Linked DNA regions of Homo sapiens: all the other regions are linked to region 1. The links are chromatin loops, found by intact Hi-C in ENCODE. Cell type or tissue: OCI-LY7. All regions are shown on one strand.

The links. Peaks named below come from ENCODE experiments on the same cell type or tissue, not always from the same donor. Only the 100,000 strongest peaks of a DNase experiment are listed, where the experiment ranks them.
Region 2: a loop joins it to region 1, with 4 times the contacts of the local background. A loop is called at or near these places in 13 of 110 quality-filtered maps.
Region 3: it touches region 1 in a loop (6-fold over the local background); 10 of 110 quality-filtered maps call a loop at or near these places.

The regions. Positions count from the first base shown.
Region 1 is chr3:142,122,103-142,130,102 of GRCh38, reverse strand. All of the region lies in intron 1 of TFDP2 (transcription factor Dp-2), which reads left to right. Among named protein-coding and RNA genes, the nearest start is that of TFDP2, 23 kb to the left of the region's middle. In OCI-LY7, a CTCF peak has its summit at 3,728 (motif pointing left); a DNase peak (open chromatin) is centred at 3,712; H3K27ac peaks cover 2,161 bases.
Region 2 is chr3:141,959,197-141,967,196 of GRCh38, reverse strand. TFDP2 (transcription factor Dp-2) reads left to right here. Exons shown (of 13, transcript NM_001178139.2): 10 at 3,234-3,385; 11 at 7,357-7,523. Among named protein-coding and RNA genes, the nearest start is that of ATP1B3, 87 kb to the right of the region's middle. In OCI-LY7, a CTCF peak has its summit at 4,461 (motif pointing left); a DNase peak (open chromatin) is centred at 4,436.
Region 3 is chr3:142,207,574-142,215,573 of GRCh38, reverse strand. It overlaps GK5 (glycerol kinase 5), which reads left to right. Exons shown (of 16, transcript NM_001039547.3): 3 at 1,973-2,048. Among named protein-coding and RNA genes, the nearest start is that of GK5, 14 kb to the left of the region's middle. In OCI-LY7, CTCF peaks have their summits at 4,156 and 4,357 (motif pointing right); a DNase peak (open chromatin) is centred at 4,393.

The DNA of each region.
Region 1 (8,000 bases):
GTATATACCCAAAAGTATATGGGTATATGCTACATCATAAGGTAATTTTATTTTTACGTTTTTGAGAAACTGCCGTATTATTTTCCACAGTGACTGTACCACTTTACATTCCTACCAGCAGGGCACAAGTATTCTAATTTCACTACACCCTTGCTAACACTTGTTATTTTCTGTTTGTTTGATGGTAGCCATCCTAATGAGTGTGAGGTGGTATCTCATTGTGGTTTTGATTTGCATTTCCCTAATCATTAGGGATGTTGAGTATCTTTTCACATGCTTCTTTGGGGAAATATAAATTTAAATCCTTTGCCTAGTTTTAATTTTTTTGTAAAAGATGGGATCTTGCTATGTTGTCCAGGCTGGTTTGGCCTGCTGAGTAACTGGGACCACAGGCACAAGCCACCATTTCCTGTAGTCCCAACTACTCAGGAGGCTGAGGCAGGAGGATCACTTGAGCCTAGTTTTTAATCTGGTTGTTTGGGTTCTTTTTTTAAAAATTGTTGCATTATAGGGGTTCTTTATATATTCTAGATATGAAACCCTTATCAAATATATGATTTGCAAATATTTTCCCCCATTCAGTGGGAGCATTTTTACTCTGTTAATACTGTCTTTTTTTGTGTGGAATTTCAAATTTTTCATTGTCTAGTATGTCTGTCTTTTTATTGCCTGTGCCTTTGGTATCATTCTCCACCTTTTTTTAAGATCTCTTTATTTGTAATGTTTTGCTGTGTCTAGGAAAGTTATTTTTGTTTTTTCTTTAATTGGGAGTCATTGTCATTTCTGAATCTGAGGATTTTTAGCTGTTACTTCCTCCAGCAACCCCCAGTTTCTAGAGTCTGTAGCTAGGCAGAGACATTTTCTTGTTATTCCTTTGCTGTTGGTTGATTTTTTTTTTTAACCAGCCTCCCCTGTCCATTCTTGCACTGAGAATGTGTAAAAAATGGTGAAACCCTCAATACCAGCTCTGCGCTTCATGCAGACAAGGTTTCTGAGGCCTTGTCTACTTTAAGGGCATTAAAAGCCAAAAATCTTAGTTACTCGTATTGACAGGTTCCTCCAGGGTTGCTGAAAGCTTTACTCTTTTGTGAGCTCAGCATTTGACAGACTAATTTATCCAGCATTTCTAGATGTTTTATTAAGATGACATTTTCATATTAGTTACTGTGTTGCCAAAAAAAAAAAGAAAGTTGCATTTCTTTTTTATAATTAATTTATTTCCCTTTTTTCCTCTTTTTCCTTTGGAATTCCATGTAGTTGGACCTCCTGGATGGAAGAACTCTTCTCAAGCTTTTCTACTTTAAAAAAAAATTTCTTTGTTTTACTTTGTGGGAGAATTCCTACCCTTCCTTTGCTTCTTTCTCCTCCCCAAATCCCCTGCTTCTGTTCTACTTCCCCTCCCTCCCTCTCTTTCTTTTTTCCTTCCTTCTCTTTTTTCTTTCTTTCTTTCTATTTTGTCTGTTAATTTGGTGTCTCCTGTTTTGTTATCTTGGCCTCTTTATTTCATGTTAGAGATTTTCCTCAGTTGTTTAGTAAACTTTGGCCATCTGTTCAGATTAAAGACCGAATCAATAAAAAGCTGAGTAAAAACTCTTTGTCCATGGGAGTTGTTAAGTGTAAGCCTTACACAGGGTGATTGAGTGCTTGCAGGTCTTTTCTCTTGGATCACTTTCCCTCGCAGAGGGATCTCCTAGTCCCAGGCCGATTGTTTTGCGTTCTGGAAGCTGGTTTGGGGAAGAGGCCTGAGGTCCACTGTACAGCATGTAAATCTTCATTTAATCTTTTTGTGAGATGATATAATACACAACCCTTTTGTGTACCTAGTTTCTATGTCCTTAAAAGGTAAACCATTTGTTTCTTGCTGGGATGCAGAAGGGGCATTTTCTGTCTTTCTTTCTTTTTTGAGACAGGGTGTTGCTCTTGCCCAGGCTGGAGTGCAGTGGTGTGATTATAGCTTGTAACCTCAAGTTCCGGGGCTTAAGCAGTCGTCCCACCTCAGCCTCCTGAGTAGCTAGGACTATGGACAGACATGTGCCGCTACACTCTGCCTTTTTTAAAAAATCTTTTTGTTAAGATGAAGTTTCACTGTGTTGCCCAGGCTGATCCTGAACTGGCCTCGGGTATTCCTTCCACTTTGGCTTCCCAAAGCACTGGAATTGTAAGTGTGAGCCACTGGGCTCAGCCAGAAGGGGCAGTTTCTTAGCTACATGGGTTAAGACTTTATTCAAACTTTCAATCAAGTCTTTTTATTAACAGCCCCAACTGAGATTGTTACTTTCAGATGGCTTCAATTCTTAAGCCTTTGTGATGAGATATATGTAAGATATATTTTAATTATGTATATATAACTTATAAATGGTTTGGGAGGCTGAAGTGGGAGAATTGCTTGAGGCCAATTCAGGACCAGCCTGGGCAACACAGTGAGATCCCATCTCAACAAAAAGTTTTATTAAAAAAGCAGAATACTGACCGGGTACAGTGGCTCACTTCTGTAATCCCAGCACTTTGGGAGGCCGAGGTGGGCAGATCACGAGGTCAAGAGATGGAGACCATCCTGGCCAACATGGTGAAACCCCATCCCTACTAAAAATACAAAAAATTATTTGTATTTTTACAAAAATTACAAAAATTTGCTGGGCCTAGTGGTGCACGCCTGTAATCCCAGCTACTGGGGAGGCTGAAGCAGGATAATTGCTTGAACCCGGGAGTTAGAGGTTGCAGTAAACCGAGATCTTGCCACTGCACTGCAGGCTGGCAACACAGCGAGACTCTGTCTCAAAAAAAAAAAAAAAAAAAAAAGCGGAGTGTAGTGAAACATGTCTGTCTGTAGTCCTAGCGACTCAGAAGGTTGAGGTGTGAGATATAGATACCTGTAATATCTATAATATGTTAATATATAATATTAATATATATCTTATAGATAAGTTATATAATTAAGATATATCTTATAGATACATATATCTGTATGTCTCTAGGGATATAGATATATCTGATCATCTATATATAATTATATAGGTAGATACATCTAATTACATATACATTACATCTTATAGATATCTATAAGATATCTGTATATATAACATATATGTTTTTGATGGGTTTATCCTTTTTTATCTTTTTAACATCATTTTACTGTAATTTTTTTTTTTTTTTTTTTGAGACAAGGTCTCACTCTGTCACCCAGACTGGAGTGCAGCGGCAAGACCTTGGCTCACTGCAACCTCCGCCTTCCGGGTTCAAGCGATTCTCCTGCCTCAGCCTCCTGAGTAGCTGGGATTACAGGCACGCCACCACTGCCTGGCTAATTTTTGTATTTTCGGTAGAAACGGGGTTTCACCATGTTGGCCAGGCTGGTCTTGAACTCCTGACCTCAAATGATCTGCCCGCCTCAGCCTCCCAAAATGCTGGGATTACAGGCATGAGCCACCATGCCCGGCCAATTTTACTGTAATTTCAAGAAGGGATGGATAGAGACCTGTGTGTTCATATTTAACCAAAGAACCTTATAGTACATTTTAATTATGTTATTTTCATGTAAAAATAATATTATTATAAACTCAGGAGTTTTTTCTGTGTGCATTTCTACTAATGGTTATTGCAGTTTCAGAACTATAGAAAGGCATCCAAAAGGGCAATAAGAGACATAAAGAAGAGGAAAAATAGGTTAATAACAAAGAATAGGAGGCTCAGATACATGTATCAGAGGGACTTTGATGAAGTAACGTCGCCACCTTCTGGCTTTTAAAAAAACTGTGTTGTTTCTGTAATAAAATCTGGGAATGTGTAGTCCCAGCTACTCGGGAGGCTGAGGCAGGAGAATCGCTTGAATCCGGGAGGCGGAGGTTGCAGTGAGCCAAGATCGTGCCACTTCACTCCAGCCTGGTGACAGAGAGAGACTACATCTCAAAAAAAAAAAAAAAAGAAAAGAAAAAAATTCTGGGAACCCCATGACTGGTAAGTAGCTAATTTGCATCCTGTGTCAGATTTAGTGGATTTGGTGTTGTTTAGTTGTTCTCTATACTATTGAAGAAACATACTTTTTTTGACATAGGATTTGATTACAATATAACAAAGTCTTTTCAAGCCCCCTAAGAAAGGGTTCTATCTAAAATATCTTAAAATATGTCTGTTACTTTAGGTTATTTCTGCTTGCATTAAGAAAACAAATATTGTTTCTATGTGAAGGAAAATATACAATTTAAAAAATTAAGTTAATTTGTTGCATAGATAGTTTGTGTTCATGGTACAAAATACAAATGATATGAGAGGCCATGAGTCATCCTACTATTTTGTAAGAATTAATAAAAAAGAAAAGAAAATTAAAATGTTTTTCTCTCAGCTAGCCAGTTCCTTTGCCTTGAGAGAATCTTTTTATACAGATGGTAATGTACTACACATACTTCTTTATAACTTTCTTTTTTTCACAGAACAGTTTATACTGGAGGTCACTCTATATCAATACACAATGAGCTGCCTCATTTTTTTTAGGCCATGATGTGTTTAGCTAGTCTACTATTGATACGCAGTTATGGGTTTTCCAATCTTTTGCTATATAAATGACACTGTAGTGAGTATCCATATAGATATATGTGTGTGTGTGCGTGTGTGTGTATGTGTATGATTTCATATGACTCTAGAAAAAGCTCATAGAAGGATGTATAAATTTCTATTTGTGTTGGATATGGTGACACTGCCCTCCATAAAAGATTATGCCTGTTTATTCTTCCACCACTAACGTAAGGCAAACTCTGTTTTCCCTCATGTTTCTCAGGACAATGTATTGGTATCAGTCTTTTCATCTTGTCTTGAAACCTTATTTTACATTTCTCTTATGAGTGGGCTGAACGTATTTTTATATGTTTAGAAGCAATTTGTGGGATTTTTTGTTTGTTTCTTTGAGATAGAGCTTCACTTTGTCACCCAGGCTGGAATGCAGTTACATGATAATAGCTCACTGCAGCCTTGAACTACTGGGCTCAAATGATCCTCCTGCCTCAGCCTCCCAAATAGTTGGGACAGCAGGCACATGCCACCACGATTGGCTAATTTAAAAAAAATTTTTTTTTTTCGGTAAAGATGGAATCACCTTATGTTGTCCACACTGGTCTCAAACTCCTGGCCTCGAGCAATACTCCCACCTTGGCGTCCCAGAGCACTGGAGTTACAGGTGTAATCTACAATGCCCAGCTCATTTGTGTTTTCTGTTATATATTCTTTGCCTACTTTTTCTTTAGGCTGTCACTCTTCTACTTATTTTTAGGAGCTCATAGTTCACAAGGTAGAAGTTAACTTTCTATAGTATAAGTTGCAGATACAATTTTTCCAGTTTATTTTCTTATGATTTACATAGTGATGTTTTCTTTAAATGTAAAAAAAAATGTGCATTTTTTGTAGTCATATCAGTCTTTACTTTGAAGACTTTTCTGGGCTTGGTTTCATATTTAGAAAGATCTTCCACACTCAGAAAATTAAAAAATTTAACTTCCGTGTTTTCTTCTCTTACCAAAAAAATTACGTTGAATTCTATGGGCTATCTGAAATTTATTTTGAGTGAGGTATAAATTATGGCTCTAACTAATTTTTTCTATATGATTACTCAGTTGTCACTTCTTTATTGAAATAATTCACCCAATGCATTCATACCTCACTGATTTGAAGTGTCAGCTAAATTTCTTTGTGGATTTAGGTCTTTTCCTATACTTTTCTGTTCCCTCTATCTGTATGCTTTTTCACTTATCAGTGTATGATATTTTAATTATTGTGACTTTACAACTTGTTTAAATAATTGGATGAGGTCAATCCTTCTGTGTTTCCATAATTTTATGGCTATTCTTGCTTATTTTACCACATTAACTTTTGAATCAGTTGAGCAAATTAAAAGGAAAAGATATTGTTAATTTTATTGTGATTCATTCTATTCATAGATTAATTTGGGGGCAGTTAGTATTGTTATGATTTTGCGTTTTGTCACTCAAGAACCTGGCATTTTTTTCCATTTGTTTTTTGTATCCCTATGTATTTCTTGCTGAGTTTCTTCCTGATGTTTTTTTCTTGTTTTTTTCTATGTAAATGAGTTAATTTTTTCCATTATGTCTTTACATAGTTGTTATTAGAAGACATGGTTCTTGTGTATAAGTAAGCTGCTAATTTGGGGGGATTAATTTTGTTATCGGTCATCTCCAGTTGAATCTCTTGGGGTTGCTCTGTAAACAGTTGTAATCATATGTAAATAATAATAGTTTTACTGCTTCAGTTCTGCTTTATATACTTCTATCTTTCATCTGGTTGTGTTGGTTAGTAACCTATAGAACACTGTTAAATAATAGTGGTGAGTGATAATAGTAGAAATCATTTCTTTCTTTTATTTAATGGGATTGTTTCTTTAGTGATGCATAATGAAAAATATATCCATAGATTCTTGAGAGGAATTTGACAAAATTACATATACATTCTTGGTAAAATATAATCCTATTAAGTAATTATTCATCACTTTTCATTATTTCATCATTTTGCATGCCATAGCTTTACATAAATGGGCCGGGTGCAGTTGCTCAAGCCTGTTATCCCAGCACTTTGGGAGGCCTAGGGAGGTGGATCATTTGAGGTCAGGAGTTCAAGACCAGCCTGGTCAATGTGGCAAAACCCCATCTCTAATAAAAATACAAAAATTGCTGGGCGCGATGGCTCACGCCTCTAATCCCAGCACTTTGGGAGGCTGAGGCAGGTGGATCGCGAGGTCAGGAGATCGAGACCATCCTGGCTAACATGGTGAAACCCCGTCTCTACTAAAAATACAAAAAATCAGCCGGGTGCAGTGGCACGCGCCTGTAGTCCCAGCTACTCGGGAGGCTGAGGCAGGAGAATCACTTGAACCCAGGAGGTGGAGGTTGCAGTGAGCTGAGATCATGCCGCTGTACTCCAGCCTGGGCGTCGGTCAGAGTGAGACTCCGTCTCAAAACAACAACAACAAAAATTAGCAGGGCTGTAGTGGTGCGCGCCTGTAATTTCAGCTACTCAGCAGGCTGAGACAGGAGAATTGCTTGAGCTTGGGAGGTGAAAGTTGGTTGCAGTGAGCCGAGATCGCGCCACTGCACTCCAGTCTGAGCGACGGAGAGACCCTGTCTCCAAAAAAAAAAAAACTTTATATAAACGTAATCATACTGAATGTGTTAGTTTTTAAATTCTGTTACATTTATAAGGTTTATCCATGTTGTTGCATGTTACTGCAATTAATTAATTTTAATAGCTATTTAACTATAGCTATTTAACTATACTCTGCCCAGATCTCTTCATATTAGAATACCCATTCTCCACCTGCTTAGGCTCACAGCTGCATCCCTTATTGGGAATTGCCCTTGGCCCTGAATACTGTCTTGCCCAAGGTTATGCTTCCTCCCAGAGGTGTCCCTGTGGCCAGTAACTGTGTGTTGCTTGGATATAAGATCCAACCTAACTTGTCTCTATTTGGGACAACTCCAAAGGGCTCTGGAGCTCCATGTTGTATCAGCTGAGGCCCCATTTGCAATATCATTGGTTCAATTTCTTCCCTAAGTCCAATCCTGCTGCCTTCACTTGTTATAGGTATATCTCCCCAGAGCACTTCCCAGGAAACTTTCTGCATGATAGTCTCCCTCTCAGAATCTGTTTTGGAGGAATGATTCTAACACAGTTGGTATTGGAAGTGATCCTAGGTAGCAGACTAAATTTTAGAGATAGGTTTCTAAATTTTAGAGATAGGGATTTTAGAGATAGGTTTCTTGCTGGCTGGTTGGCAGTGAGGACCCCGTCTCTGGTGGTAGGTAGAGTACAGATAGTGTAAGTTTGCACTGAATTTATCGTTATGTGGGACCCAAGTGAGCAGGTAAACTTTTGATGCACTGTTATTTAAACTGGTATCTGTAGACCTGGTTATAATGTTATGGATTTTCTTGAGTTTAAGATACTCTGGTCTGTATTATTCTATTATGCCTTTTATTTATTTCATTTAAATCAGTGAGTTT
Region 2 (8,000 bases), 160 kb after region 1:
ACTCCTGTCATCCCAGCACTTGGGGAGGCCGAGGTGGGCAGATCACGAGGTCAGGAGTTTGAGACCAGCCTGACAAACATGGTGAAACCCCGTCTCTACTAAAAATAAAAAAATTAGCCAGGCATGGTGGTGCACACCTGAAATCTCAGGTACTCAGGAGGCTGAGGCAAGAGATTCACTTGAACCCGGGAGGCGGAGGTTGCAGTGAGCCGAGATTGCACCACTGCACTCCAGCCTGGGCAACAGAGCAAGACTCTGTCTTTTTTTTTTTTTTTTTTTTAATAAGTAATCCATTTGCTGTGGCTAAGCTCACTTGATTTTTTTTTATAAGCTCATGTCACAACTCACTCATGTCACATGACACAGGTAACTATTACCTCCTTGCTACCACCTCTCTTTTATTTTTGGTAATGTAGAAGAATGGAGTGAGTAAAGCAAACCTGTAGATAATCCCAATATCCTACTTTTATCTCTATAATTGCCCTTTCCAGCCCTTAAACCTTTTCCATAATAAACGCATAGGAAAATGAATGAACACACTTAAAGCTGTTCAGCCTCTGGAATAGATGTTAATGAGTTTGAAAAAGAACAAAAGGCCAAAGGAAATCAATCAAAGGGCAACAAATAAGTCAGTTCAAAATAAGTGAATTATTTTTCCTTTTACTATCCAAAATAACATTATATGGTATATGAAATTTGTGACAGTGTTAAAAAAAACATTATTATGACCAGGTGCAGTGGCTCATGTCTGTAATCCCAGCACTTTGGGAGGCCGAGGTGGGCAGATCACAAGGTCAGGAGTTCGAGACCAGCCTGGCCAATATGGTAAAACCCCGCCTCTACTAAAAATGCAAAAATTAGCCAGGCATGGTGGCGGGTGCCTGTAGTCCCGGCTACTCGGGAGGCTGAAGCAGGAAAATCATTTGAACCTGGGAGGCGGAGGTTGCAGTGAGCTGAGATCGTGCCACTGTACTCCAGCCTGGGCAACAGAGTGAGACTCCGTCTCAAAAAAATAATAATAAATAATAATAATAAAAACATTATGTTTTTACTGCTCTCTTCACTTGAAAAACCATTGATACTATTAAATGTACACAGCATTAAATAGTGAATCACAAATACATAAGGGCCATTAGTTATCACTGCTTATATTCCCCCATATACCAGGGTCCTCTTGTGGCACTAGGGACAGACACCAAGTTAGGCAAAGTGTAGGAACAGCTCTTGAGATGTGTATTCTAGTAAAAGGGAAGAGAAGCTATGCAGGAGTATTTAAGCATGTAATTCTTTTTCTCAGTTCCACAGTTTAATCATAATTTTTCCTCATTATTAAAGGAATTAAGCAATGAATTCGTTTTTTAGCAACAGAAAATAATGAAATGTAACCTCAATAATGTTTGGTAATGATATTGATAGTGCTAGTTATTGATAGTGATTTTTGGACACACTTAGGTCTACAATAAATTGGTGTTCATTATTTTTTGTGCTTTTCAAAGAGTAAATCTTCCCCTTTTGGGGAGATAGCACTCAGCCATTTTAAGATAATAGTAATCTTTTCTTTTCTTTTCTTTTTTCCTTTCCTTTCCTTTCCTTTCCTTTCCTTCCCCTTTCCTTCCCCTTCCCCTTCCCCTTCCCCTCCCCCTTCCCCTTCCCCTCCCTTCTCTTCCCTTCTTTTCTTTCCTTTTTTTCTTTTCTTTTTCTTCTTGAGAAAGGGCTCTGTTGCCCAGGTTGGAATGTAGTGGCACAGTCATAGCTCACTGCATCCTCCAACTCCTAGGCTCAAGAGAACTTCCCACTTCGGCCTCCCAAAGTGCTGAGATTACAGGTGTGAGCTACCATGCCTGGCCAATAATAGTAATCTTACTGAAACTTTAGTTAAGGTCCAGAACCTGAAATAAACAATACTGATCATAAGATTGCTAAAATGTAAAAAATAAATTTATCACTACTGGGTGACAAGATTATAACAAGCTAATGAAGGGGAATGAATGGCTCTGACTTGAGGAACTTTTAAAACGTTATCTGTTTCTTGAGCAGATGAAAAACTTGAACTGCATACAGTCTTTCTAGCTGTGAAATTCTATCGTACATTTACCTTATTAAAAAAAGGGAGATCACTTGTTTGTTTGTTGGTTGGTTTTTCTCAGACAGAGTTTTGCTCTTGTTGCCCAGGCTGGAGTGCAGTGGTGCAATCTCGGCTTACTGCAGCCTCCGTCTAAAAGGGAGATCACTTTCTTTGGCTTTTGAGTAATGGTTATAACTAAAAGTAGCGGCAAGATCCAGTAAAAAAATTTAGGCCTTGATGTATCTTATAATTAGTGCTGAGCCTCAGTTACCTCATCTGGAAATGTCTGGTTGGGGAAGGCTGGGGCTGGATTCCAAACTGTGCCCAGAGGCTGCTGAGAAGTTCTGTGGAGGTGCCTTAGAAACCATGTGGCTGTGCTTGAGGGCAGAGATGGCAGAGCTTAGGACCTGGCCTCACTGCAGCCAGCCTCAACAGCACCACTTCCATCTGTTTTACATGAGTTTTTTTTTGTTTTGTTTTGAGACAGGGTCTCATTCTGTCACCCAGGCTGGAATGGAGTGGTATGATCTCTGCTCACAGCAAATTCTGCCTCCTGGATTCAAACAATCCTCCCACCTCAGCCTCCTGGGTAGCTGGGACTATAGGCACATACCACCATGCCCAGCTAGTTTTTGTATTTTTTGTAGAGATAGGGTTTTGCCATGTTGCCCAGGTTGGCCTTAAACTCCTGGACTCAAGCAATCAACCTGCTTTGGCCTCCCAAAGTGTTGGGATTACAGGCGTGAGCCACTGTGCCCAGCCTCCCTCGAGATTTTATTTGAAGAAACAATTTTGTGCCTTTAAAATGTTTGCATATCCCTGGGCTACACATCCTAAAGTTTGGGGGCATATTTGACCCCAAACTGTCAGGAGTCTATGTTAGATAAATGGTATCACCCTTGCTGTGTCATTTGCTGAAGAGTTCCAGGTGCCTACTGGTTCTTTCCCAGATTGTGAGGTCCTGTTTCTATGGATGATGGAAAAATGTATTTATTGAGTTGGATCATTCTTTCTTAAATGTTTAATTTTTTAAATTAATTCATTAGTGCAGGCGGGATGTCTCTTTAAACTCTAATTTTAAACTATATTTAAAGGTATTATCTTAATTCTTTTAAATTCCAACTCACTTATGCACAATTGACCATATTGTTTTTATTGATCATTACAGCAAATCGCTTTCAAAAACCTGGTACAGAGAAATCGACAAAATGAGCAGCAAAACCAGGGCCCGCCGGCTCTGAACTCTACCATTCAGCTGCCATTCATAATCATCAATACAAGCAGAAAAACAGTCATAGATTGCAGCATCTCCAGTGACAAGTGAGTGGAGAACTAGGGATGGGTGCAGGGCTGGCCTTCTGTTAACATTTTCATATCATTTGCAAACTCAAGAAGGATGCACTTTATTAGTTGCACCCCTCAAAGGCTGGCTTCCTTGGGGCACATGAAACACCTCCTGAACCATGGGTGCAATCTTCCACTAGTGTGCGCTCCAACCCTCACCCTCTGTGGTCCCCTGTCTTGTGCCAGGCACTGTGCTGTCTGTATTATATGTGTGTGGCAGTGTCTGGGCCCAACCTATGACGTGCTGCATGTATGTGGTAACTCTGAGCAAGTAACTGTGATAAGTTAGCCCAGCACTGTGGGTCTGGGACAAGGTAGATTCATTGGTGATTCACCGTCATAGTTTATTACGGAAATATTTTAGGTCAACATGTGGCATTAAACCAATTATTTCTTTGTTTTGCTATATCATAGTTATGCATGCTTCTGTTTATTAATGAATGTATGAATAGACATGAAAATGCCTGGCACATTCTTTGCTTCCTTTAAATTGTGTTTTTACATTTTAACTAAGATCAATGATAATATTCATTATGGCAAATAAGAAGTAGCACTTTTCAAAATATAGAATTAATTTGTGATGTATTTTACCATTCATGAAAAAGTTTCTCTCAGTGGTCTTCAGGCTGTGACCAGTACCATAAAAGAGTTAAGAGTATATATAGGGTGCAGAGTGAGACGGATCCATGTACCGCTTATGGCTCCCCCACTTCGCTGCTGCAAAGCTCTGTTTTCTCAAGAACAAATAGGAATGATACTGGGTCCCCTATGACTTCCCAGCCTTGTGAGGATTAAATGAGTTAATGTCTATAATGACTTGAGGTAAGTGTTTTTTAAATGTTAGCTGCTGTTACAAAAGGTCAGCCTATAGTTTATTGTTCAAATAGGGATTTATTAATGCAAAAGAAGACTCTATAATAATTGCGTCAGTACCACAGGCATACCCCAGAACTGTCCCAGGGATACCAGAACTTCCTGTCTCCTAGGGCCCTGACATTGCCCTTGGGCTTCACTGCTACTTGTTTTCCCACTCTTCTTCCTGGCGCTCTTGCGCCCCCTGCCGGTCTCTGTTGTGTCCAGAGATTCCGGGCCACTCCACTAAGAAGGCACACACACAAAAGAAGAGTTAGCCAGGCGTGGTGGTTCACACCTGTAATCCCAGCACTCTGGGAGGCCGGAGGCTAGTGGATCACCTGAGATCAGGAGTTCGAGACCAGCCTGGCCAACATAGTGAAACCCTGTCTCTACTAAAAATACAAAAATTAGCCAGGCTTGGTGGCGCACGCCTGTAGTCCCAGCTACTAGGGAGGCCAAGGCAGGAGAAACGCTTGAACCTGGGAGGCAGGGGTTGCAGTGAACCGAGATTGTGCCACTACACTCCAGCCTGGACGACAGAGCAAGACTCTGTCTCGAAAAAAGAAAAAAGAAAAAAACAGCAGGAATTTCAAAACTATTTGATAATTGAGACTATAGACACAAAAAGAAATAGTAGAGGTTATGAAGTAAACCAGAACCAATAAATTTTTTTTTAAGAGTGGATTCTTGGCCGGGCGTGTTGGCTCATGCCTGTAATCCCAGCACTTTGGGAGGCCAAGGCAGGCAGATCACCTGTGGTCAAGAGTTTGAGACCAGCCTGACCAACATGGTGAAACCCTGTGGCTACTAAAAATACAAAAATTAGCGTGATGATGCACACCTGTAATCCCAGCTACTCGGGAGGCTGAGGCAGGAGAATCACTTGAACCCAGGAGGCAGAGGTTGCAGTGACCCAAGATTGTACCATTGCACTCCAGCCTGGGCAGCAAGAGCAAAACTCCGTCCCCCCCAAAAAAAGAGTGGATTCTCACTGTTCTCACTGTTGCCCAGGTTGGAGTGCAGTGGCTATTTACAGGCACGATTATAGCTCACTGCAGCCTCAAACTCCTGGGCTCAAGCGGTCCCCCTGCCTCAGCCTTCCTAGTAGCCAGGACTGCAGGTGCACACTTCCTTGGCCAACTAAAGCTGATCCATTTTTTAATCTTCTAAGTTTCTTAACCTCTCTGAGATCATGTTCCTTTCTCCACAAAAATAAGAATTATAGTATTTACCTTGCCAGTTTCAAAAAGTTATGGGTAAATTAATATACAACCCAGCCCAGTGGTCAGTAAGTGGTAGATATCTGAATTATTTTCCACACACTTGCAAATTCTTTATAAATATATGTCAAAGAGGACCATTAACATAGTCTCAGAAAACTGAGAATTCAGGCCGGGCACGGTGGCTCACACCTGTAATCCCAGCACTTTGGGAGGCCAAGGTGGGTGGATCATAAGGTCAGGAGTTCGAGACCAACCTGACCAACATGGTAAAACCCCCATTTCTACTAAAAATACAAAAATTAGCCAGGCATGGTGGCACGCGCCTGTACTCCCAGCTACTCAGGAGGCTGAGGCAGGAGAATCACTTGAACCCAGGAGGTGAAGTTTGCATTGAGCCGAGATCGTGCCACTGCACTCCAGCCTGGGCGACAGAGCAAGACTCTGTCTCAAAAAAAAAAAAAAAAAAAAAAAACAACAAAAAACTGAGAATTCTGGAAAATGGTTAGCATCTTTTCAGATAAAAAACACAAAACTTAGCATTCTAGTTACTCTCTCAAATTAGTCTCTTGTTTTGTATGGAGAATTATAAAACTATCTTAGGTTAGTCTCTTAAGTCTAAAAAGAATGATGGGAAAATCTGGGAATCATTGGCCTAGGGTATTGTGGACACTGTTCCCCCAGGCTGGAATCTGGTGAGGCTTCCATCTCTTGGGTGGTCCCTGACTCATGCCCTTTCCTTGGCCTTCCTTTGAGTGGAGGGAAGGAGGCTCTGAGTAGCTTGTACAAGCTTGTTATCCGACGTAGGTCCAAAAACCCTTTCAGTTACTTTGGTGATGCAGTCTTTCCCCATAATTAGCCAAGAGGCTTTCCACAATGAGGATTACATTTACAAAACGATCTGCTTTTAACAGATGCCTGAAATCATCCCTGTGGCAGGCACCCACTTCAGATTTTTTTTTTTAAGTTGTTATTGTACTTTAATCAAATTCATATACTTTAGATTACTTAAATTGGTATTTTGCTTCAAATTATAATTTTTGCTTCTAAGATAATCTGTTATTCAAATTATCTTAGATAGGGTATAAAGTTTTACCCTCACATGATTTTAATAGAATTTCATGACCAGGTGAAACCTACCATTGTCCCCAAACCCTGTCCCTGCAGGGCTGAGGCCCATGATGAAGGTGCTCCAGGCCTAGCCTAGGAGTCGGAAGGACTGTGTCTTCCTTCTTTTGCCTCTTGATTAACGTGTGTTGGGCTGCTGGGAAGCTGGGAATCCAATTTGGGTACTTTCCAAACATATTTGGAAACGTGCTTGTATTACATGTGACATTTTTTCTTAAAACATTTTACTCCTTAGCCTCTCAGGACAGGATTTGGGGTTGTTTTCACTTGTTGAAAGTCTTCTATTTATTGCTTATCTGAAGTAGGCTGTAGCTAACATTTGACTCATGAAAATGAAGTAAGCATTCAAAATGTTTTTTTCCTCAAAGCTAACAGGCCAACTCGGAATAGGGATATCGTAATATTAAAGTAGAAAGGCTTTTCTTTTGTGGCAAAGCTGTAGGCAACTTTGAGAAGTACTGGATTTAGAATAAAATTTCTATCCTCTGTTTGTAACAGAGTTAGGGCTAAAGTTTGTGGGTTTCTATCATCTGTCAGAGGAATGTTGTTTTAATTGGGAAAGTGTTTTATTTGAGATGTCATTCCCCTGACAGAGCAGAATGACTCATGGCTCTCTAAATGGTAGCAATTTCTAGCACTATAGCTGGATTTAGGCCCCCATTCTGTTACTTAAACTATAGAATACAAAACTATTCAGACCTCTCCAGCACCACCAAAAACCCTTTACTTTGTTTCCTGATGCAGGTTTGAGTATCTTTTCAATTTTGACAACACCTTTGAGATCCATGATGACATAGAAGTACTAAAGCGGATGGGAATGTCGTTTGGCCTGGAGTCAGGCAAATGCTCTCTGGAGGATCTGAAACTTGCGAAATCCCTGGTGCCAAAGGCTTTAGAAGGTTATATCACAGGTATGTTAACTGATGCTTTCATGTGTTGTCCCTGATTAAATGTTGAATCCAAACTTGTTAAAACCTTTCTTATAGAAAATTGCAAAATTTTAGAACATCTGTGCTTGTGTCGACAAACTGAAACCTTTAACACTTTAGGACCATTTTTTCAAAAATTAGATTAAATAGTTTGTTTCATAACATTATGAACTTACATCTATACACCACACATTATATACTATTACATCTAAATTGGCTCACTCAGCACTGAATTTGGCTCTTCAGAGAGATCTTGTAATTCCCAGTACCTAGCTTAGAGCCTAGTTAGAGTAAGCTAGTAAAAGCTCAATGAGGGAGTTTTAAAAAATCTTCTCTTAGTGCCCTGTGGATACTTCAAGGGAAACTTTGGGCAATTTACAAAAGAAAGTAGGTACATCCTGGCCGGGCGCTGCAGCTCACACCTGTAATCCCAGCACTTTGGGAAGCCAAGACGGGTGG
Region 3 (8,000 bases), 85 kb before region 1:
TAATCTTTATGGTTTTTTTTTTGTAATAGTTTTCCTCAGGCTTCTGTAGTTGTGGTTTTCCTAAGTTATACATATATATAGTATTTTATTGGGATTACAGTTTCCCAGTATTTTTCAACGGAAATTTGTAATTCACAGTGAGCTCCTTTGTCAGGGAAAGGTAACATCTGCTGTGTCCTCTGGTTTGTCTCTTTTCGACTGTAATATAAATGCTCGCCATTTCCTCATTCCAGGTTATAGCTAGTGCTGTTTTGATTTCCTGTTTGGCACAAAATACCAGAGGATTATAAACAGAAGTTACAGTGTATAGCTTCTACTCTCATGGGTTTACAACTGAGTTATTTCTATTGTAAAATGAGTTTTTATTTGTTTTTTTCTGGCCATTTGACATAAAGTGCTTTCCTGGCCAAAGCTATGGTCTAAGTCTTAGTTCTTTAAGAATGTTAGAAACATTCTTAAACATTGACAACATCTCAAAACATTGAAATGGCCACCTTGCTTGAGAACATGGCAAAGATTACTTGTAAATTCTGAAAGATCTTTTACTTCATTTTTCTGGCTGAACTGCTTCTTCTCATCTTTTTGGTTTGAAATATTTCAGTCTATGCAAAAGTTGCAAGAATAGTACAATAAACTCTTGTATATCTTTCTCATAGATTCAAACATATTTTGTAATATTTACCATTTTCTGCAAACTGTTTTTTTCTTTCTGAACCATAGGAAAGGAGTATTTTCTCCTATAACCACAATGCAATTATAACACTCAGGAAGTATAACATTAACACAGCACTGTTTTCTAATACTCTGTCTTCAGTATTTGCTCTTGTCTTAGTGAAAACAAAAAACAAAAAAACTTCTTTTTTCAATCTAGAACCCAGCCAAAGAGGAGGCATTGCATTTAGCTGTCAGTCGGCTTAGGCTCCTTTCATCTAGAGCACATTCTTATGACATTGGCAATTTTCAAAAGTACAAGCCAGTTTAGTAGAGTGTCCCTCATTTTGAGGTTTTCTGATTGTTTCCTCCCAGTTAGATTCAGGTTGAATAACTTTGGAATACTATATGGGAGTTGATGTGTTTTTCTCAATGCTCAAATTGAAGTTGTCCCAGATTTTCCCGGTGGGATAAATAGATTTTTAAAGAATATCACAAAAAATACTCGAGTTGCTATATTTTAAGAAATTTGGACCAAAAAGTCAATATTTTTGTTTGCATCCTGGCATCAGTTTGTGTTGAAAATAAGGTCTCAGCTTCAATAATTAGACTACTTTCCTTGAGAGTTTTCCTTTATTGTCATTAACCAGCTTCTATTATGATTGATCATTGCTTAAATTAAGATCCAATCTTATTATTACCAAGAAAAAATAAATCTGACATACTTTGAATAGTATTTGTTTTTTTCCCAGCACCTAAAACAAAAAAAGCTACTTTGTTATTCAGAAACAACCTTTAAGGCCGGGCACAGTGGCTCACACCTGTAATCCCAGCACTTTGGGAGGCCAAGGTGGGCGGATCACCCGAGGTCAGGAGTTTGAGACCAGGCTGGCCAACATGGTAAAACCCTGTCTCTACTAAAAATACAAAAAATTAGCCAGGCAGGGTGGTGCACACCTATAATCCCAGCTATTTGGGAGGCTGAGGCAGGAGAATTGCTTGAACCCGGGAGGCAGAGATTGCAGTGAGCCAAGATTGTGCCACTGCACTGCAGCCTGGGCAACAGAGTGACACTTTGTCTCAAAACAAAAAACACAAAAACAAAAAACAAGAAACAACCTTTGTTTTCTTCAAGTAAAAAAAAAATGCTGCAGAATCATCTTAGTAATGCTTTATTTGTTAATTCCAGTTGTTTTGTTAGAATGCTAAACCCAGGTATTTTTCTTAAAGATTATATTGGATTTCTTTTTCTATATTGTAATATTATAAAGAAAAATATCACTGGCTTTAAAACATGTGTTTTATCCATCTTTACTTTTAGCTGCAGGAATACAGATGAATCAAATTGTTGGTCTTGGCATTTCAACACAGAGAGCAACTTTTATTACGTGGAACAAGTAAGTACATTCTGTGATAAGCACCCTACTGCTGGGTTCATGCCACAGTGAGTACACGGTTATGAAATCTCTTTGGGGAGTTTTAACTTTCTGAATTGAGAATAGTTTCGTTTGGTTAAGAGGGATGAAATGTGCCTGCTTTCTGGCTTGTATGCTCACTGCATGTCATTTGGGCTTGACTTATATTATATAATACCACAAAAAGACTTAACTGTCATTAAAATTATCCATTTCTTTCTTTCGGGTAAGTTAGCTTTTCAAACAAGCATAGATCAAAGATCTAAAAAATTATACCTAAAAAGAGTCAGAGGAAACTCACAAATTTCAGAAACACAGTACTGTACTATGGTTTATATTTTCAGTCTACTCTAAATTTAATATTTGTCTATAGCGGCCAGGAGCGGTGGCTCACGCCTGTAATCCCAGCACTTTGGGAGGCCGAGGTGGGCGGATCACGAGGTCAGGAGATCGAGACCATCCTGGCTAACACGGTGAAACCCCGTCTCTACTAAAAATACAAAAAATTAGCCGGGCGAGGTGGCGAGCGCCTGTAGTCCCAGCTACTCGGGAGGCTGAGGCAGGAGAATGGCGTGAACCCCAGGGGGCGGAGCCTGCAGTGAGCCGAGATTGCGCCACTGCACTCCAGCCTGGGCGACAGCGAGACTCCGTCTCAAAAAAAAAAAAAGAAAAAAAAAAGAAAATATTTGTCTATAGCATATGAGGCATATATACTCTAAACACAGTTATAATATTGTAATAGCTACTGTATAGTAAACATCTGTGACAGTCCCAAGTTCCATTATCCTTACAACAAACCTATAATTTAGGCATCATATCTGTTTTTACAGAGAAATAAGTTGTTCAGGGTTGCTCAGGGAGCAAATAGAGCCAAGATTCTAAATTGTCTTTTTGACTCAGAAGCGTATGTTCTTTATACTATCCCCATATTGCCTTCAACATGTTTCTTTCTTTTTCTTTTTCTTTTTTCTTGAGACAGGGTCTTACTCTGTTACCCAGGCTGGAGTGTAGTGGCATGATTACAGCTCACTGCAGCCTCAACTTCCCAGGCTCAGGTAATCCTCCCGCCTTAGCCTCCTGAGTAGCTGGGACTACAGGTGCACTCCAATATGCCTGGCTAATTTTTTTGTATTTTTTGTAGAGACGGGGTTTCACCATATTGCCAAGCTGGTCTCGAATTCCTTGGCTCAAGCAATTCTTCCACCTCAGCCACCTCCCCCAGCTAGCATGTGTTTCTCTGTGTCTTGGTTTAAACACACACCCACATTCCCTCCCCCAAAATCCCCCCGCCCACGTACCCACACACACCACTGTAAAATGTGTTTTTGTTAAAGCATTAGGCTCCAAAGGACATCTTGAGCTTGGGCAGTGGGAAAGAAAAGTGAGCAGAGGGGGAAAAGATGAATCTGAAAAATATAATTAGGGTGAATTCACAAGGACTTGGCTTCTAATTCAGTATTGGGCAGGAAGAAGAAATTTGAATTTACCAATACTGCTGGCCTTGATGTTTGGGCTGTATGATAGAAATCATAGAGAATGTAAGGAGGAATGGGCTGGGTAGTAGTGAGAGTAGGTAGAAGGAAAAATGATAAAATGTTTGGTTTTGGACGTGTGAATGTGGAGATATCTCAGAGGTGACTAGAACATTGGTTTAACTTGGACTGAGGCATAGCACATCTCCATCAGATAGGATCTTTTTATTTTCATTTTTGGGGGATGAGGTCTTCACTTTGCTACCTAGGCTGGAGTGCAGTGGCACGATCATAGCTCACTGCAGCCTCGAACTCGTGGGCTCAAGGGATCCTCCCACATCAGCCTCCCAAGTAGCTAGGACTATAGGTGTGTACCACACTATGGCTGGCTAATTTTTAAAATTTTTATAGAGATGGAGTCTCACCATGTTGCCTAGACTGTTCTTGAACTCTGAGCCTCAAGTGATCTGCCTGCCTTGGCGTCCCAAAGCGCTGGGATTACAGGCGTGAGCCACCATGCTCGGCCCAGTACTCTTTTTTTTCAGGACATGCTGCATCTCAGATTGATGCCTACATCTGCAGTTCCTCTGTGCTTACTCCACTCCCCAGCACTGGCCTTGGTTATGGCAAATCTTAAATAAATCTTATACAGTAGTATATTGTCAGATGAAGGGGTGAATGAATTAAACTTACCTGTACAGATAAGGTATCTAATCTTAGTGACCCTGTTGACATTTTGAGCTGAATAATTCGTTGTCATGGGGACCGTCCTGTGGTGTTGCAGCTGTTCAGCAGCATCCCTGGCCTCTACCCACTAGATGTCAGTAGCACCCCAGCCCACCTCACCACCATTTGTACCAACCATAAATGTCTCAAAACATTGCTGAACGTCCCCTGGGGACATCCCCAATTTGGAACCATTGGTGTAGATGAAGTCTCAAAAAATAGGTGTGTTCTCTGGTAGAGATTATGTGGAGAAAAGAAAAGCAAGCTAAGGATTTGGACTGCGGGTCCCTGCTCCCACCAAATTTAAAGTGAGTCAGGGAAGAAAAAGCCAGCAAAGCAGGACCAACGCTAATCTGGGAAGTGGATGGATGAAAGTGGAGGGAGGAGTATTCTCAGGGAAAGAACTGATTGGATGTGTCATATTCACTTGGCCATTGGCCCCAGTGATTGCTTTCATCAGGACCTGGCTACCATATCACTCATGACAGTAAGGTCGGAATATTAGGAAGCAGAGTTTTTGTCTGATGCTAGGACTATACATCACCATTAGAAGGAATAGAAGAGTTAGATTTCAAGACAGTTCACTTTCCTTACTGGTGGTGGTGGTGTTGTAGAGGGATAAGACTTCTTCCTAAAGCAATTCATTGTGAGTTTTTTATCTTGGCTGTCCTTTTTTCTTTTTTGAAATGTTTGTATTCTTTCATGAGTTTTGGGAACATTCTTTGCTTGTAGAAACTGAAATAGTGGATATTTTTTGAAGAAAGACTGAAAGCCTTTGTGCTTCTTTTACATTAAAATAATGGAGCGGAGCCTATTCTGCTCATTGGGCCCCAGGGAGCCAATGTGGTGTATGATGCTGACAGATTCCACAAGAGCCCTAGCAAACAGCCGGGACACAACACAGATGGGCACAGCACAGGGCCAGCCAGAAGCACTAATTGTTCATTTGTGAGAGAAAAGGAGAGACAGACTAGATCCTGTGGAAAAACCTATTGTTCGTTCCAGTCCTGGCCAGCAGCTCCTCCTCCCAGCTTGTTGTTTTTTTCCTCCTGCATCCATGGTGCATTTCTGTCCTCATGGCCATAGAAACATTATTTTCCTCACAGTTGCTGTCAGGAGGTCTAAAACTTTGAACTTTCTTTTTGTTTTTCTCCCTATCTCTCCCCCATCCCCCTGTTAGGGACCAGGAAACTTACGAACTTTTTTCAGTCTTTGAGCTTTCTTCATGTTCTTCAGGTTAAGCTTTTTTTCCAATATATTCAAAAAGTGGTGTGTTTAGCCTGCTTTCTAAAATAACTCTAACTGATAACACTTCCATTTTGGTTCTTTTAAATTCCTTTTGTTCTAAAAAAAAAAAATCACGAGCTGTTTTGTTTCTTTAGTCAATGTCTCTTGGGAGATTTCTGCCAGCTAACTTCAGATCAGGGTGTGTGCCAATTAGCAACACAAACTGTGAGTCATGGGAGCCTGGATTCACTCATAACTGTTTGAGGGCTCACAGGGAGTAATGCACCGTGCTGGGGGCTGCACTGCGTATACAGATGAATAAGAATACCAGCCCTAATTTACAATCTCATTATATAGGTACACAAATTACTCTATATTCCCATTGCACAAAATAGATTTTTATTGTAGTATTTGATACTTACATTAATGAGTCTTACCAAATACTTATGACTTAAAATATATTAAGAGCCACAGAATGATGTAAAGTGTTAGAAGGGTTTAAGACAATTAATTTACAACATTGCCATTTATACTTTTCCTTCATTTTTCCTTTTTTTGTTGATAGAGATAAAATAAACCCAGGTCAGTGCTGAGTGAATATTGGAATGTATGCTATTACTTGAAAAATCAGTATTCTAGATTGTCTTGTTCTATGTTATAAATTAATGATGCCACTTTCATCTTGTGATTTTGTCTCTCCCCCTCACTGCTTTTCAGCCACACTAGCCATTCAGTTCCTCTAAGACACGCTTTATCTTGCTCTAGGACATTTGAACATATAGCACATTTTGTTGGGAATGTTCATACTTCTGATTCCTTCTTATCCTTCAGAGCTGAGATCCATTGCCATTTCTGAAGCCTTCACTGACCACCACACAGGGGCCATCTGTTAAATACTCTCATGGCACCTCTATTTATCCATTTTTTTTTTTTTGAGGCGGAGTCTCACTCTTTTGCCCAGGCTGGAGTGCAGTGGTGCTATCTCGGCTCACTGCAAGCTCTGCCTCCCGAGTTCACGCCATTCTCCTGCCTCAGCCTCCCGAGGAGCTGGGACTACAGGTGCCCGCCACCGCGCTCGGCTAATTTTTTGTATTTTTAGTAGAGACGGGGTTTCACCATGTTAGCCAGGATGGTCTCGATTTCCTGACCTCGTGATCCGCCTTCCTCGGCCTCCTAAAGTGCTGGGATTACAGGCGTGAGCCACCACGCCCGGCCTCTATTTATCCTTTATAGGGCGTATTCCAGCTGTAAGTGAGCAACTGAGTAATTGATTATTTGTTTACATTCCCTGGTAGAAAGTACAGTCATCAGGGCAAAAGTGCTGTGTGTCTCTGTTCATAGCTGTGTACCCAACTCCTGGTACAAATTGGCTTATAAATTTTTGCTGAAACCAGTGATTGAACATCAGATTTAAGTGTATAAGTATGTGCTGTTGTAGAATGGCTCTGAAGAATTATATATCAATAGATTTTATCTTTATCAAACACAATCTGATCTTTGACAAAGGTGCTAAGACCAGCCAGCAGAACAAGAATAGTTTTTTCAACAGATGGTGCTGGGAAAACTGAACATTCACATGCAAAAGAATTAAATTGGACCCTTACCTAATACCATATACAAAAATGAATCCCAAAATGCATCAAAGACCTACATTTAAAAGCTTAAACTATAAACTAAAAACTCTTAGAAGAAAACAGGAGAAAATCATCATGACTTTGGATTTGGCAGTGATTCCTTAAATGACATCAAAAGCAGTTAACAAAATAAAAAATAGATAAATTGGACTTTATATATCAAAGGACATTTATTTTTTCATTTGTTTATGATGACTAATTTTTCAATTTTCTTAACTATTGGAACTCTCCAAAGTAGAAAAATTACCCTAAATTTAATTATAAATAATAAGTAAGCTATGTTAAAATTAATTTGACATAATGTGCAATTTGCATTTAAAAAATGTCTGAAAAAATTTAGTCATTGATATCTAATATGCAGTTAGGCTTCAGAAAACCACCTGCAGCATGTAACGTGGAAGGTGTGCATCTTGGTAGGTTTGATTTGTAATTTCATCCAAGATTGAGGACTAAAACAATAGGAAATCACTCCTCTGATTTGTACTCATGATAATGGTGACCATTTGGATCTCTAAAGCGAAAAGAAGTAACATGCTCATGATCTAGGTAAATGTTGCGATTTCCATTAATAAAGGTGAAAAACAGGACCCTATCAACAGAGTGAATATTGCGTGATCTGGCCAGCAGCCCGCAATACAACGGGGCTCTCTCTTTGTTCCTAGGTGGATCAGCAGGTTGAGAAATAATAGACACAAACAAGATAGTGAAAGCTGGGTCCAGGGGGGTCACCGCCTTCTGGTCCTGCGGTGCCAACAATGCACTGGATATACCAGCATTTATTATTAAGTTTAGTGAGGGCGGGGGTAGGTTAGTGAGAGATTTAGGGTCATTTGATTATGAGGTGAGATGGTCACATGGGGATGAAGTAATTCTTT